Regions from separate parts of the Mus musculus genome. Here region 2 is linked to region 1. A link is a loop called in an ENCODE intact Hi-C map of the cell type or tissue named here. Cell type or tissue: left cerebral cortex. All regions are shown on one strand. Region 1 holds the start of Vav2 (vav 2 oncogene). Region 2 overlaps Vav2 (vav 2 oncogene).

Region 1 (8,000 bases):
ACCCCAGCTATAGTCAAGGTGAAAAACAAACAAACAAACAAACAAACAAACAAACAGGCACTAAAGGCCACAAGTGGTGTGACTGCAGCTATATGAAGTGTCTATGATAAGTATATCCAAAGCAAATTCAAAGGTAACTGACAGAGGGGCTGCAGAGATGACTCAGAGCTTAAGAGTGCTGGCTGGTCTTGCAGAGGACCTGGGTTCAAATCCCACCACCCACATAAACTGTCTGGAGTGCCAATTTCAGGGGATCTGGTCCCTTCAAACACACATGCAGAGAAAACACCAATGCACATTTATAAAATAAAACCCCAAAAAACAAAAAAAAACCAACAACTTTGTTTGAAAAAAGGGGGCTTGCCAGAGCAGTAGGTGGGTAGAGGTTGGGGGCTACATTTAAGGGATGCAAATCTCTTCTTGGGTGACAAATACTGGTTGGGACACTTGTTTGTGTCCTATTAGGGAGGTATTGGAGCAGGTGGGGTTGGCACATTCCTTTGGCTGTGCGTCTTTGAGGTGACATGGCTGGAGGTGAGTGGAAGGACCCAGTGTCCTCTGGGTTGGAAGAAAGGTTTCAGGCTCTGATGAGGGTGGGAAGCAGCATGACAGGTTTTTCACAGCTGTGCTCGTCACACTGTGGGTATCAACTTCATTTTACTAAGAGCCAACATTTCCAGCAGCCACCGTGGTCCGCTGAGCCTGTCTGGAAACATGCTTAGTGCTTGTTATTCATATGCAGCCAAAGGGGGTGCAACTGGACCAGCTCCATTTACCTAGTATCCGGGTGGCTTGTGGCTTTGTGATGAGGGCTCCTGTGGAAATCAGAGCCACCCCAACTCTGCCTCTAAGCCTCATGCGGAGAGCTGAACAGTGTCCTGGCCCCAGTGCTCTCTGATAGGGTCTTCTCAGAAGCCTCTAAAGCCTCAGGACAGGTCTCAGGGGAGCTGTCCTCAGGTTTGCACAGTCATCGGCAGGTGCCCAAGTCACGACTGTGTCACAGCAAGATTTCAGAGACCTCAGTGAAGTGGTCAGTCTCTAGACTGTGGCCTTTGGCTTAAATTTGAATTTGAAGCAACAAGCAGTGAAAAGTCTCCATTTTGTCTTTTCAAAGGAAAAGCAAGAGCGCCCACACCCATCACCCAGCAAGGCAAGGCGTGCTCCGTCTCTAGGGCGGGCCAGATGGTCTTTCCCTACACCTATAATTTCCTGGGAAATTGTGACAGCTGAATTTGCCTGATGGAGCTCCAAATGGAATTTGCAAAATGTGTGTTCATGTGGGTTGGATGTGAGAAGAAATCCCTCACTCCACCAAAACATCCACTTCCCCTTCTCCGGAAAGGAAGCCAGGGCGCAGTCAGTATGGTCCAGTTGGTAGGTTGCGTGGGTGGATGCAGGTAATAAGTGGGTGGGTAGGAGTGGGGCAGGTAGTGATGGACAGGTGGGAGGCTGGCCTGAGCCATGTGAAAGGAAAGACAGAGGGAAGGGACACGGGAGGGCTGAGCAGGGGAATGAAGGACTAAGTAGATCAGAGGCTAAGTATCCAAAGGGCCAGGTAGATGGATTGAGGGACCAGTAAAAAGATGTAAAAAAAGGTTCAGGGCTGTAGACCAGGTGGTAGAGAAAAGGAAGGCCAATGCTGGTATTCCTTTGAATTCGAAGCCTTGCTGGACCCTGTGAGCGAGAGACCTTCGATGGTGGCCTTTTTGATGAAAAGCACAGAGAGCATGCAATGTGTCTGGGTGTTTGTTGGGGACACATGAACCAAGAGTCAAAATGACTGGTCTGGAGGGGAGGCCCTCAGTTTCTGGGACAGTCCAGTGTCTGTAGATGCTTTCTCTGAGGCAGCTGTGTGCTCAGAGGTACTTGCGATCTGGTCAGAGACCTGTCCTGGCGTTGCCAGGTGACCAGTGTTTCACCGTGGGGGTCGTTGGGACACTGCAGGAGCCCTGGAGGGCAGAGACAGGTTGTGTTCTGTGATTTCTCTCCTGCTGACACCTAAGCCTTACGGTCAGGTCAGCCTGGAGTAAAAACAAACAGCTCTGCTGGGAGCAATGGGAAAATGGACTCCATGTTGAGAACCTAGTTCAAATCCATTTTCTGCTAGCCAGAGTCTTGGTCAAGTCTCTCTCTGGTAGAAGAATTCTAGGCAGATAAACTGGAAGTGCAAAAAACTAGGAGCGGCATAGAAGATGCAGCCAGAGAAGGAAGCTGTGTCATAGGGGGTTTGCACGGCAGAGATTCTGCCATTTTTTTTTTCCTTTTTCCTTTCCTTTAAGACAGTGGTTCTCAACCTTCTTAATGCTGTGACCCTTTGTTTCTTTTCTTTTCTTTCTTTCTCTTTTTTCTTTTTGTTTTTTCGAGACAGGGTTTCTCTGTGTAGCCCTGGCTGTCCTGGAACTCACTTTGTAGACCAGGCTGGCCTCGAACTCAGAAATCCGCCTGCCTCTACCTCCCGAGTGCTGGGATTAAAGGAGTGCGCCACCACACCCGGCTTGCTGTGACCCTTTAATACAACTGTATTGAACACAACCTCATGTTGTGGTGACCTCTAACCATAACATTATTTTTCACTGCAATTATATTATGTTACATCAAAACTAATTTTTGTTACTGTTATGATTCATGATGTAAATATCCGTGTCTTTGAATGGTCTTAGGCAACCTAGCCCCAAGGGGTCCAGACCCACAGGTTGAGAATCGCTGCTGTAAGGGCTAGAGATGGGGCCTCATGCTTGTCAAACAGTGTTCTTTTAAAGAGCCCTAGGCCTAAAGATTTTATCTTTAGAGAGCTGAGTACCACAAAGGGCTTGTTTTGTGCTGTCACAGAGTGACAGGGTTGCATCTAGATTTGGTTCGGTCCTTGCTGGCTGTGGAGGGCAGACTGAAAGGCAAGGTAGAAGCGGGCTGCTGAGGAACCCAAGGGGAGGAACATAGACCTTGGTGGTGGCAGAGCTGGCAGTGCTCAGAATCTGAAACTTGCTGGCAAATTAGAAGTGGGGAGTTAACATCAGAGTCCATAAAAGAATACGCTGTAGCTGACCAGCTCATGACTGGGAAGACAGAGATGTTTAGTTCCGTTATGATGTAGAACTGCCTCTGGACGAGGCCTGGCTCTCCATAGCCATGCTTGCCCCTATCCCGTAAGAGCTCCCAGGAGACCTGCTACCCCTTTCCAGGGGCATTCTTCTCTGAAGCCTCGTGCATGGTTAGTTGGTGGCCCACTTCCCACATCCCAGACATGTGGCTGGGGTTGACAGTTCCTACCTCAGGGTTTCGTCTGCTCAGTTCACTGCAGAGCTCTGGTATTCAGCACAAGTGGCTTTCAGTGGTGCTCATGACCAAAGTGGGGAGGTACACTTCTCTTGGACACTTCCAGAGGGCAATCCTGGTGAACAGTTCTGGGCTGAGAGAATGGGTGAGGAGAAAGATCCCCTTTACCAGTCCTCCGCATGTTTGTTTTGAGCTCGTGAACTCTGACCTACACATGCACAACAGACACCTGGAATACTTCCCACCCAGCTTTTCTTCATTCATCCTTTCTATTATTTCCGAGATGAGTGATGTCCCCACTAGCCAGATAAGGAATTGGGTACCAGAGAGTTCTGCTGGTGCCAGGAGGCCTGGATCTTCTGACTTGGAGGACTGACATGCTAACTCCACTATATGCTCTGCACTACAGCCCCTCAAAGACAGACAGACCCCTCTTTTGTAGCATCTAGGCTGTCAGCTGATGCCATTGCCCTCAAGACCACCAGGGGGCAGCAGACGAACGCTTGATTGGATGGCAAAATTCGTTTGTCCTAGACCTGGTCTTAGCTTCTGATGAGGCAGGAAGGCTGGAGTGCTGGGAGCACAGAGGCCTCTTTTCTGTGAGAGAGCTCCCTGGGTACACACGCCAAGGCATGAATGCAGCAGCATTTAGCAGGGTGCTTTGCTTTCAGCTTTGCAATCTCCTTTCTTTCCTTCTTTCTTTTTCCTCCCTTTGGTGCAGGGTGTTGAATGACTCTTAGGGAGATGCTGGAGGGTCTGCCTGTAGCCCTGTGCTTTGGACGATTTAACCCCCAGTCCGCAGGAGGTCCTTCCCCTGAAGCTATTCAGAGGTGAAGTAGAGGGGCTGAAGGCTCTACCTGGCTTCTCTGCCGGATCTCTAGGATTAGGGTTCATGCTTCCTCCTTAGGTGGGGCAGGTGATGGGACTTCCTGCAGAGAGAGGCCTTTCTGGGAGGGACTTCCCTGGGTGCAGGGGACAGATCTGTCATCCTTCCCTGGCCCAGGTAAACTGAGAGAGGCAGGGGCTGACAGAACACCGCCCACAAAAGCTCGGCTCTTGGAAACTGGTCACTTTCCTCTCTTCTAGCTCCCTTTCATGACACCAGTCTCATAGAAGACTTGGCTTTGTGGGGTTCCCTTCTTCTTTACCAAGAACCCACAGCTCCTGATACTGTCCAGAGCAAATTAATTTTAATCACAAAAATCAGTTATTTATGCTTTTGAAGTCCCTCCCACTGTCACAATGTCCTCAGGACACAACACGGTCTATCTCTCCAGCACCTCCCACTAGACAATCAAGGGGGCTGAAAGTGAAGGATTTTTTTCCCCCTCTCTCCGTTATTGTGGAGGCGGAGTGTCTTGCGGACCCTGGCAAGGACAGAGGACTGGAAGAGGCCATAGGGGCGTAGGGTGTGTAGGCCAGCCTGGTTCGCGTTCTGGGGTCTATCTTTGCCGAAAGACCCTGCAAGGGCACCCAGCGTTACCGCGGTCATCTTCTAGTCTCTTCTGCCGTGCGGCGGCCTCATCGCACCGCAAGAAAGACCTCCAGCCTCCACGTGCACCTAGGGAAAGTCGTGGGCGGGGAGCCTGCTCAGGAGCCCCGCCTTCCTCAACTTTCGCTGGCGGCCCAGGGGCAGGAAGTGGGAGGACGGGTTGGAGGCGGTGCTTGGGTCTCCGGGGAGGTGCCGGGTGAAGGTGCCAGCTCCGCCCCCGGCCCCGCCCGGCCGTGGCCGCGCCCCCTGCACCCCCAGCGCCTAGGAGCCGCGGAGCCTCGGAGTCCCAGTGCCCCGCGAGTGGCGTAGAGCCCGCGGGCCCGGCGAACAAAGCGACGGTGGAGCGAGCAGCTCAGGCGCCGGACGCAGGGAGCGAGCGACCCGCTGCGCCTTTGTCTCGGGTGGGGCAGGAGCGGTGGCCGAAGCGGGGCGCCCGGAGCTCAGAATGCGGCGCCCAGAGGGGCGGATCGAGAAGCGCTGCGACTGCAGGAGGCGTGGAGCCCCGGCCGGAGCACGAGCGGACTTGTGTGTGTGAAAGAGGGACCCCGCACGCTGCCCCGCGAGCGCCGGTTGGCCGCACGTGGGCGGGAGCGGCGGCCGGCTAGTAGCCCGAAGAGGAGGAGGAGGAAGAGGAGGGCCGTGCGGCCGCGCAGCGGGGACCCGGGGCCGCCTGCGCGAAGCCCCGCCCCGGCGGCCGAGCCCCGCGCGGGCGGGCGGGATGCCCCGCGGTCACCGCACTTTGGCCGGAGCGCTACCCTGAGCCAGCTGGCCAGCGGCCGCAGCGGCGAGCGCACAGGCGCCGCGGGCGCCATGGAGCAGTGGCGGCAATGCGGCCGCTGGCTCATCGACTGCAAGGTCCTGCCGCCCAACCACCGCGTCGTGTGGCCCTCGGCGGTGGTCTTCGACCTGGCGCAGGCGCTGCGCGACGGCGTCCTTCTGTGCCAGCTGCTGCACAACCTCTCCCCCGGTTCCATCGACCTTAAGGACATCAACTTCCGGCCGCAGATGTCCCAGGTGAGGGTCCCGGCACTGCAGGAGGGACTCGGGTGTGCGATCTGAGGGGCGCATTGACTGGAGCGTGGGCCGCGGGAGGCCCAGGTTCTCTGGCCGGAGCTTCTGGCTCAGGGGTCAGTGCAGAGCAGGTCACATCCCGGTCTCCTCTTCCCGCTCTAGAGAGCGGCGGTCCCCGAAGGCGCGAAGTTGGCTAAAGTCCCCCAGTCTAGGGCGCGCTACCACCGCCGCGGGAACGGTTTGTGTGCGCCGGCTCCCCAGTCTACGGCTGCCTGGTGGAGGGCGACTCCAGCCTCGGTGTAACGCCCAGCACTGCAGTGTTGCGTCTAGGCCCGGGTCCCCGAGTGTCCCTTCCAACCGGGTGCGTGCCACGCTGGGGGTCACGTCCCCGGCTGCGTGCCAGACGACCGGAGCCCATGGAGGTTGAGTTGGAGCCGTTGAAGGATGAGGTGGAGTGGTGGCTACTGTTACCCGCAGCTCGGCGGAGGGGCCGGGCCGGGTGGGGTGCTACGGCCGGAGGGAGCGGGAGGGCCGGGCGCCGCCCCCTCTCTGGCCTGCGCCTCCTCCCGGACCCCAGCCCAGGACCAGCTGCCTCGGGGGCCTTCCTGGATAGCCTCTGGGTTGGAGTCTTCTTCGCCTTCTCATTGCCCCCACTTCGGTGGTCGCTCCAGTGTGGCCTTTGTGGAGGCCAAGACACGCGTTTGGCCGCAGGGCAGGGCAGGGCAGGGCAGGAAAATGTCCGCTCTGCTGGCTGAAGCTGCTTTTCTTGGCCCCTTGAAGGGAACTTGGCCGAGAGTTAAGCAAATTCGAGGCATGTGGCCCGCCCTTCGGGGGTCGCTCTTTAAAGGGATCTGGGAGGTGGAGAGAAGAGTTAGGCAGCTCTAGTTCAGCCGGGTACTGTCCAGGTGCGACCCGCCCACTTCGAAACTCCTAGTGGACGCCGGGAATTCTCTTCTAGGACTGTGGGAAACGCGATGACTCCGAGAGTCACTAATCCTAATATTCTGGCGGGTTTCACCCCTCCCCCTAAAGCCCTTTGGCTGTGTCTGCCTTTCCATAGAGATGAGGCCAGCCGATTCCTGTTTGACAAAGGAGAGCCCCTGGAGGGAAAGAGAGAGGGTTGTCCTCCTGCTTGATACCAGTACCCCAGCAGCCCAGAGAGCCAGAGAGGGAGATTTCAGGGTCTGTCTTGCATCTGGAGTCCTGCAAGATCTGAGTGTGCCCAAGTAGCACACTTAAATGGTTGCTGTAGGGAGAACTTTTTCTTTCTTTCTTTTTTTTTTTTTTTTTTTTTTTTTTTTGATTTTTCGAGACAGGGTTTCTCTGTGTAGCCCTGGCTGTCCTGGAACTCACTCTGTAGACCAGGCTGGTCTCAACTCAGAAATCCTCTACCTCCCGAGTGCTGGGATTAAAGGCGTTTGCCACCATGCCCAGCTATAGGGAGGACTTTCACAGACCTGGAGGTGTGACCCTTCTCCCCAAAGTTGGGGCTGGGAGACTGCGGTGTTTTTAACCCCTTTCAAGGCTAGAGAAAGGGAAGAGGGCAAGTCCTACACATAGCTGGGTCTTGATTCCCCTTCTCCCTATGGGCCTTCACTGAACTGGAGGCTTGCTTATGAATGGCTTGCTTCTGGCAGGTTCTGTTGTTGGGCCTGGAGGCTTGAGTCTGACCTGGGATTGTGGGTGAGGTGGGGTTAAGAGAGAGAGGCTGATTGGCAGGGATATTGGGAGGTCTCTGTTGTTTGGTCTGGATGGGATGAAGGGTGCTGGCTTGGGCAGGTTTCAGGGTTCAACCCTTGGGACCTGGGAACTTCCAGGCTTTACCAGCTGGGGATCACTGACACCAAGGTCTGGGTTCTCTTCTCGCTTGTCATCTTGTGTAGGCTTTTCTGTCCCTTGGTCTCTACAAAGCAGGTGCTCACTGAACCTCACGGCCCTATGTGTATATTCATAAGGAAAGAAGCAATGGTTGTTACCAGAGCTGGCTGTGCAGGGTCTGGGGAGAGATTTCTTTTCTCTCTAGGTGCTTGCTCTTTGCCACAGGAAGCTCACATTTCTAATAAGGGGGAGAAGGTGGTGTCACCTTAGTTTGTGGTGACTGGAACACAGAAGGAATCAAAACTGCTCTTTTCTTGGGGGGGCCTTGGGCTAGGCACAATTTGTGGAGTGGTGTGTCACTTCTGATCTGTAGACAACAGTTAAAGCTTAGAGAGTTCCACAGATG
Region 2 (8,000 bases), 84 kb after region 1:
ATTTTAAAATTGGGGTGTGGAGGACTCTTCTTTCCTGAAGCTTCAAGGAGTCCGTCCAGCTGCAGAAGGTTCCACCAGACCAGCCTTGGCCTTTCCCTCCTTGTGGCCATCCTTGCCTCCTTCTGTCCTTTAAAATAAATACATTGTGTATGGGGCTAGAGAAATGGCTCAGTGTTAAGAGCACTGACTACTCTTCTAGAGGAATTCCCAGCTCTCACCTGGCTGCTCACAATGGTCCGTAATTCCAGTTCCGTGGGATCTGATGCTCTCTTCTAGCCTCTGCAGGCACAGCACACAAATGGTGCATAGACATACACATAGGCAAAATACCTGTACATGTAAAATAAGTAAAATTTGAAAAAGCTAGCCTGCACTCATGTCTGTCCACCACATGTGTGTCCAGGGCCCATGGATGCCAGAAGAGGGTGTTGAATCTTGGGTGACTGTTGAAACTAGTTCTCCAACTGATAGTGTTTGAAATCACCTAGGATAAACCTCTGGGCATTCCCTGAGGTATTTGCTAGACTAGGCTAAGGGAGGTAAGCTGATAGCCTGAGATGAGTGGTACCTTCCATGGGCTGGGATCCATGGGTGGAATAAAAAGAAGAAAGTGAGCTGAGTACCAGCATTCATCCCTCCCTGACTCCTGGCTGCAGCCCCAAGTTCCTGCCACCGGGACTTCCCTCCGCCATGATGGATTGTATCCTAAAACCATGAGCCAAAAGAAATAATTCCTAAAGTTGCTTTTCTCACAGTAATATAATAACTGATACATCACACAAAGAAATTAGAGTGTGAGCACTTGCCTATGTGAGCTAGTGTCAGCATGTGTATGTAGGGTGTGAGCTTATATTCATGGATGTGGCTGTCAGTGAATTGTCAGTATGTCTTGGTGTGTGTCTGCACAAGCTTTGTGTGAGCATGTTTGTGCATGTGTGTGTGTGAACAGGTCTATGTGTGAATTCAGCACTTGAGCGTGCATTCTCTTGGGAGTATGAAGTGGGAGCTCTTGGACAGGCAGTGGTGGCCAAGCTGTGAGGTATACATGAGGATCTCCTTGTCTCTGAGGCAACCAGACCTTGGGGACCACATTTAGCATGACAATGCATAGCAACCTGACCAAACTTCAACATGCCAGTCTCCTTTGTGAACCCTGTCCCTCCCAGCAGAGGCCTGTGCTATGGGATGTGGAACCTCATCTGTCTTGGGTCATATCATGGAAGGATGTAACAGGCACCATCAGCTGAGCTTGGGTGTTGTCCAGTGTAACTGTACTGTGTGTGCTCCCTACTGGCCAACTGGCTGAGCAGAGGGTGCTGCATCCTGGTACCCATGCAGGGTACCTCCGAGGTGGGGGTAGAGAATTACTGGGAATGAGTGAGCTGGCATTCACGGATGGTGAATGTGCCGGTCATAGCCAGGCAGATGGGGTGGATGGGCTTCCCGCCCTTCATTGGGCTGCAGATCCTGGCTGGGCGACCGGGCTGTGGTTTTGGAGGCTGTGCCACTGTCATCATCCTCACATCCAGATGGGCGGCTGGCCTTTCTGGGCAACAAGGGTTAAAGAGTGGGGTCCGGTTGTCAGAGGGCTGTGTAGGAACCTCGGTGGCTCCTTTGTAAATGGAAGCACCACAGAACTGCCTCCTTGGGATTTGAGGGAATAAAGGAAGCCCTCCTGGCAAGAAATTTGCAGGAGACTGGGAAAGTACCGTCGTGTTGAGCACAGATGATGCCAGCAGACAGGAGCCTTGGGCTGCAGGCAGAACCTCTGTCCTAGACTGGGTTCTGCCTGGAAATTGCTGGGTGGCCTCTTGGTTGTTGTCATCTCCAGAGCTGGTTTTAGGTTTCCTGTCTGTTAACTGAAGGGTGTGGACCAGATGGTGGCCAAGCTCCTTCCTCTGAGGATTTTGCTGCAGTATTCTGGTAGGGATTGCTATAACCCAGCCCTGTCTGGTACTGTCTCAGATACAACACTCAAGAGCTTTGCAAATCTGGTCAGTGCTCATGAGAACCCTGTGGCTGTTCTGTCCAGGAGCTTCCCAAGAGGACAGTTTCTTTATTGTAGATCATGTATCCGATAACAGTGGCTGCTGGGAACACTGCAAAGGGTGCACTATGTAGGTAGCCCCAGTTTTAGTAGGAATGAGTACCAGAATTGATTAGTGATGTCTGCCTGGGCATAGACAGAGGTCAGGGAGGTAATGCAGTATGGGTGCCATGATCTGTTATGTCTAGTATAACAGATAGGGATGTATTCAGGGAGATGTGCAGTCAGTCAATGGCAGGACCTGAGCCCAGGCCTTACGTTTCTCCTAGTTTATATTTCTTAGCCAGTTTTATTCACAATCTGAGATTAATTAAAATAGTTTCTATAACATGCTCGGCAAATAGTAAGCACTTAATGAGTATTAATGTAGTTACACATCCTTCATCTGCTTCCATCTGAGCTACTGTCTCTGTCTAACAGAGGCCTTTGGAACCTCTCCATTTGAAGTAGCTGCCCAGAAAGGGACATGTGCTCAGACAATGCTCAGCTTTTTCCTATCATCCAGGAGGGCAGATAGGCTCCTCCCCCCAAGCCTCTTCTTTCCTGGTTCCTAAGATTAATGCTGTGATTGTCTCCAAGGTCTCCTAGTCTGACTTTTTGCCCTGGTGCGCATCTCAGTTTCTTTCCTAGGCCCCTGTTCCCATCCACCTTGAGACAGATCCCTCTTACACAGTGTCCTGGCTGGCCCATTGCAGTGGGACAGGGAAGGTGTGAAGTACTGAGGACTGTGGTCACTCCACCACCAGCTTGCCCACCTCCCATTACAGAGTCATACCGTGTGCCCCAACCCAGTGCAGCCCATGGAGACACAGGAGGGTGGATTGCAGGAGCTGTGAACACAGGGAGGAAGGCAGGGTTGTTGTTCTTCAGGCCCAGCCCGCTGCCATTTCTTGCCGTGATTAGCTGGGTATGAAGGTCTAAGCCATGTTTGACCAGCTCACCACCCAAATCCCACAGGTGCGGTTAATGTCTCTGTCACCCTAATGTCCTTTGGGTCTAATCCCTGCCTTTGGTCTTTTTGTGCTATGCGCAAGGTGTGGTCAAGAAGACCTTCCAGGCTGGATCCGCAGCTTCGTGTTCCTAATTAGGAGTGGGACAGACATTAGAAGGACAACATGGCTCCTCCAGCACTGTAGCCAGCTGAGTCTGTCTGGGTTGGGACCATTGTCCACTTTGGGGAGATGGCTATATCTGCCCTTAGGCTCCTACATGGTTAGGACCTGGGCTTTCAGCCATAGCCAGGCTCAGGCCTCCACAACTACAAGGTCTTGGTGAAGTCACGTTGTTTCTCTGGGTTCTGTTGTTCTCAATGCAAAATAGAGCAGTCATTCCTAGGGTGTGTGTGTAAAGATAGGTGCAGTGTGGAAATCTTGAAGGCTGGGTTAGCCAACTTGGGTTTGCAGGCCAAAGTGGCACTCAAAATGTCATCTTTTTCTCTTCTTCCTTCATCAGGAAGGCTTGGCAGAGGGATCCTGAGTTCCCTCTCCCTCTTTTTCTTCCTTCCTTCCTTCCTTCCTTCCTTCCTTCCTTCCTTCCTTCCTTCCTCCCTCCCTCCCTCCCTCCCTCCCTCCCTCCCTCCCTCCCTCCCTCCCTCCCTTCCTTCCTTCCTTCCTTCTATCCACCCACCCAGGCAGCTCCTCTAAGAACGTCCAGCCATTACTGTAATACCCACCACTCTTCAGTTGGTGCCCTCACTCATCATTGGTCAGTGGTATTTCTCATTCTGCCGCTCAGCTGCCCTGTGGCTGAGGACTGGTTTATCCTGTCTTTCCCAACCTGCTGAATCCCTTCAAGAAACACCAGTGTTGGGCATAATGAGACTCCAGCAAGATGCTGGGAATGAGAAATGGCTGCGTCTCTGTTTGCTTTTGTTTCTGCTGCCTCCTCCTGCTGGAAGCTTGAGTGCAGAGCTCTGATTATACACGTTTCATAATTAATCACTTCTTGCTGGCGATTGTCATTCCAAAGGCAGTACCGCCAAGTTTTTACTGACCTTGCTTTTGATATTTAGAAAACGAGAAAACGGGTTGGGTATGCAAGCTGGACTTGGAAAGCAATTTATGGTGATTTGTCCCTGAATATGTAGCAGTGTGGGCTGCAGATTCCCACGGCAGATAGGTGAGTTTCCGGGGCAACATATTCAAATGAGCTTCATAATCGTGCCATTTGGCTCTTCCCACGAGTGCGTTCAGATGAATGGTGGTGGCTGATAAGGAGAGTTTGCTGCTTGGGCTGGGTCTGAGCAGTTCCTGCTTATTGATCCTTAATGACAGCAGAATTGCGGACAGGAAACTCTTCTGATCACACAGTCTGTCCAAGCAAGCGGGGCTTGCAGATGGCACATTCCCTAGCCCTTGTATACTGTCTTCAGCCTGGGCTCAGAGGAGCCAGAATCCCTGGCAGGGTCAGCTCCTGCATCCTTCTGAGGGCAGCGGCTTCTGCTGGGGCAGTGGAGTTCTGTTCTGATTGCTTCTGCCTGGTTGGATTGATTGCTCTTACTGATGTCTGGGTAGAGGAGTCACTAGCTGAGAGTCACAGTTGGAGTTATAGTGGGAGACTAAGGTGCTGTGTAGATATGTCAGCCTTGCCTCGTGTTGGTTTTGTCTATCCAGACAGATAGTTCTAGACTGTGGCAGCTTCCATAGGAGATGGTTGGACATCACAGAGGGTTGGGGGTGGGCAAACATGGCAGAGGGGATGTAACTGCTCCATATAGACCTTCAGGGATCCAGGCCAATGGTGAGTGGTGGCCCTGCCACTTTTAACACAGGCTTTTGAGGTCACACTGGGTGAGAGGAGGTGTTACAAAGGTAGCCTGCAGGAGGATCTCTTAATGTCTACTGTCCACTGGGTAGACCTCAGTGACCATGTGCAAGACTTGGGAGTGTACAGCTGGGACCAGGAAGGTTTTGTTATCAGCAGCTGGTTCTTGTGGGCTTGTGAGGTACAGCCCGTAGATGCCCATGCTCGGACTGCACTGTTCAGTCCTGGGGCGCTGTCCTTTTCTTTCCAGTTCTCATTATCTAGACACAGTAAGCTAAGCCTGCCACAAAGCATGGAGGAAGTGGTCATTAACAGAATCATGAAGGACAGACTTTGTCGTGTTTAGCAGGTGTTGTCAACTTGGTAGGATGTGGAATCACCAAAGAAACAGGGACATGTATGAGGGATTATTTAGCCTGTGGGCATTCAGACGAGGAATTGTCGTGATTAGGTTAACTGATGTGTGTGACCCATTTTTACTGAGGGTTCTCAGGTCCTGGACTGTATAATTGACAAAGTGAAGTGAACTGGCATCCATGCTCTCTGCTTTCTGACTGTGATGTGCTTGACTGGCTGCCTCAGGCCTCTGCTGCCTTGACTTCTCCGACGTGATGGACTGTACTCTTGGGCTATGAGCCAGAATAGTAGTCCCTTTCTCGCTTAAGTTGCTTTTGTCAGGGCATTTTCTCATGACAGAAGAGAAACTAAGACAGTGAACTTCTTTTCTTTTGTCAGTCCCTTCTAGCTCCTCCATCTTCCATTTATCCATCCACTTACCCACTCATACACTACCTGCTCCACCAATAACCTATCTACCATCCATGCAATCTACCCACTACTCACTCATCCACCTATCTATGTATCCAATCATCTATGCATCCATCTACCCACTCATCTACCAATCTATCTATCCACTTATTCACCCATTCACTCACTCACCTACTCCATGCATCAGTCAGTCCATCTCTATCCCTCTGTCCATGCATCTATCCATCTCTCTATGTATCATTTATCTATCCATCTGCTCTTCTATCTACTAATCCACTCATTTATCAACTCCATTTCCACCCACCATATGCTCATCTAACCACCATCCCTACATCTCTACTACCCAGTGTCCGTCCATCCGTCTGTCCACCCACCCGTCCATCTACCTATCCATCCCCCCACCCATCCACCCATCCATCTACTCATCCACCCATCCATCTACTCATCCATCCATCCATCCATCCATCCACCCACCACTTATCCCATGCATCCATCAGTCCATCTCACCATCTATCCGCTATTTACTCCTCCGTGCGTCTCTCTATCCATCATTCATCTATCCTTCTATTACTGCCTGCTCATCTATTTACTATTTGATCCATCATTCATGCATCTGTCTACCACCTGCTTATCCACCTACTCACCCATTTATCCATTTGCCCAATCATCCATTCATCCACCTACCCATCTTTCCTCTATTACCCGCTTATTCATTACAAACATTCACCCATCTACCCATCCATCCAGTCTACTCATCTGTCATCCAGCCATCCACTCACCCACTCACCCACTCACCGATCTATCCATCAACCCATACATCTACCCATCTATCCATCCATGTGTCCACCCACCTACATTCACATTTGACTTTTACTTGAGGAGCATAAAGGAAAGTGTCATGGCTTCACATGCTAGCTCATTCAAACTAGTCTAATCTCTTTTTAGAACATTTTTTGTTTCTTAAGAGTGAGCCCCAGCTCCCTGGGTTTGCACGATTGAACTCCGGAATGGTGGTAGCTATGGCATGGTGAGTTTGAGTGGTCTTGTGTATCTACCTTGGATATGTCTTGGGTTTGAATAATGTGTTTAGGGAGGTTTGTGTAGAGCTTACATCTATACGGTAGAGGATGTGGGGTGTGGGTGGTCAGTACTAGTGGCTGCTGAGATGTCGTTTGGTGTCTGCCATCTCTTTCAATGAGTATGCATTTAACTTTACTTTTGAATGTGTGTGAGTGCTGCCTTCATGTATGTCTGTGAGCCATGTTTATACGGTGCCTATGGACACTGGAAGAGAGTCCTGGAACTGGAGTTACAGACTTTTGTAAGTTGTAAAAGATAGACCTGGCCTTCCTCCCAGAAATAAAGTCTCAGACTCAAAATATATTTACAAATACCTGGGCCATATAGCTAGGCGCTACTCTGACTAGATCATAACTAACAATGACCCATTTGTTTTAACTTCTTCTGCCATGTGGCTGCTTACCTATGCTCAGGCACCAGGCATCCATCTCCTCACATCTTCCCAAGTTAATCTCCTGCCTAACTCTATCCCAGAATTCTTTCTCCTCAGATGTCCCGCCCCCTGTTTCCTGTCTAAGCCATAGGCTCTTTAATTAACAGGTGGTGCTTCTGTACAATACAGAAGATAGTCTCTCTACAGTGAGCTGCCATGTGGGTGCTGGGAACCAAACCTGGGTCCTCTGGAAGAGCAGCAGTGCTTGTAACTGCTGAGCTGCATCCTCAGCCTAGACTTGTACGCCCAGTACTGTCCGCTCCACCTTTGGGAAGCTGATACTCTCACAGGCAGTGTATACCAAGCACGTTCTGCCCCAGTGGTTCCTCCTGCAGTCTTTCCCGAGGGGCTTGGAATCCCTGGCTGTGAATGCACTTGACTCTTTCCCCTGGACTCCTCGGGTTATATAATTAAGATGTTGCCAGATTTTTCAGCACTTGGAAAGTGCTTCAGAGACACTTCTGGGCCTAGATCACTTCACGAACAAGGGAAAAATGCAGTCATTTTTTAGAGAAAAGCCCAAGTGTTAAAGCACCTTTGGAACCAGGATCTGGGTCAGGCTCCCCCACTGACTGCCCTGATCTACCCTCTGCATCTCTCCAGCTGTTCAAGCAACTGTCCAGAATGTTTCACACTAACTCTTGTGTATGTTGACCTCTGGGGAAGGTACTGGGAGGTGACATCTACCTTTCTAAAATGTTCTCAGCTATGCCCTTACAGACGCAGCCAGTGTTCAGGCCCTCATAGCACCCAGGATCGTCATAGGCATTTGCTATGAGTTTTGTGAGGAGAAAATGGGGATCTGGCTTCAGGGTCAGGGCACTGCAGTACTCGCCGGGGTCAGTGCACCCCGTTTCTGCTGCATCTTCTCTGTCAGGCTGAGTTGCTGTGACATACGCCCTCTGGCAG

Evidence for each region. Peaks named below come from ENCODE experiments on the same cell type or tissue, not always from the same donor. Only the 100,000 strongest peaks of a DNase experiment are listed, where the experiment ranks them.
Region 2: a loop joins it to region 1, with 2.1 times the contacts of the local background. A loop is called at or near these places in 2 of 42 quality-filtered maps.

Annotation. Positions count from the first base shown.
Region 1 is chr2:27,424,055-27,432,054 of GRCm38, reverse strand. Vav2 (vav 2 oncogene) reads left to right here and starts at 4,447. Exons shown (of 28, transcript NM_009500.2): 1 at 4,447-5,779. The coding sequence starts at 5,576. In left cerebral cortex, a CTCF peak has its summit at 3,756 (motif pointing right); DNase peaks (open chromatin) are centred at 1,214, 3,786, 4,937, 5,311 and 1 more place; H3K4me3 peaks cover 2,439 bases; H3K27ac peaks cover 598 bases.
Region 2 is chr2:27,340,319-27,348,318 of GRCm38, reverse strand. The region is part of intron 2 of Vav2 (vav 2 oncogene); the gene reads left to right. Among named protein-coding and RNA genes, the nearest start is that of Vav2, 83 kb to the left of the region's middle. RefSeq lists an enhancer at 4,115-4,351. In left cerebral cortex, a CTCF peak has its summit at 3,940 (motif pointing left); DNase peaks (open chromatin) are centred at 3,937 and 4,119.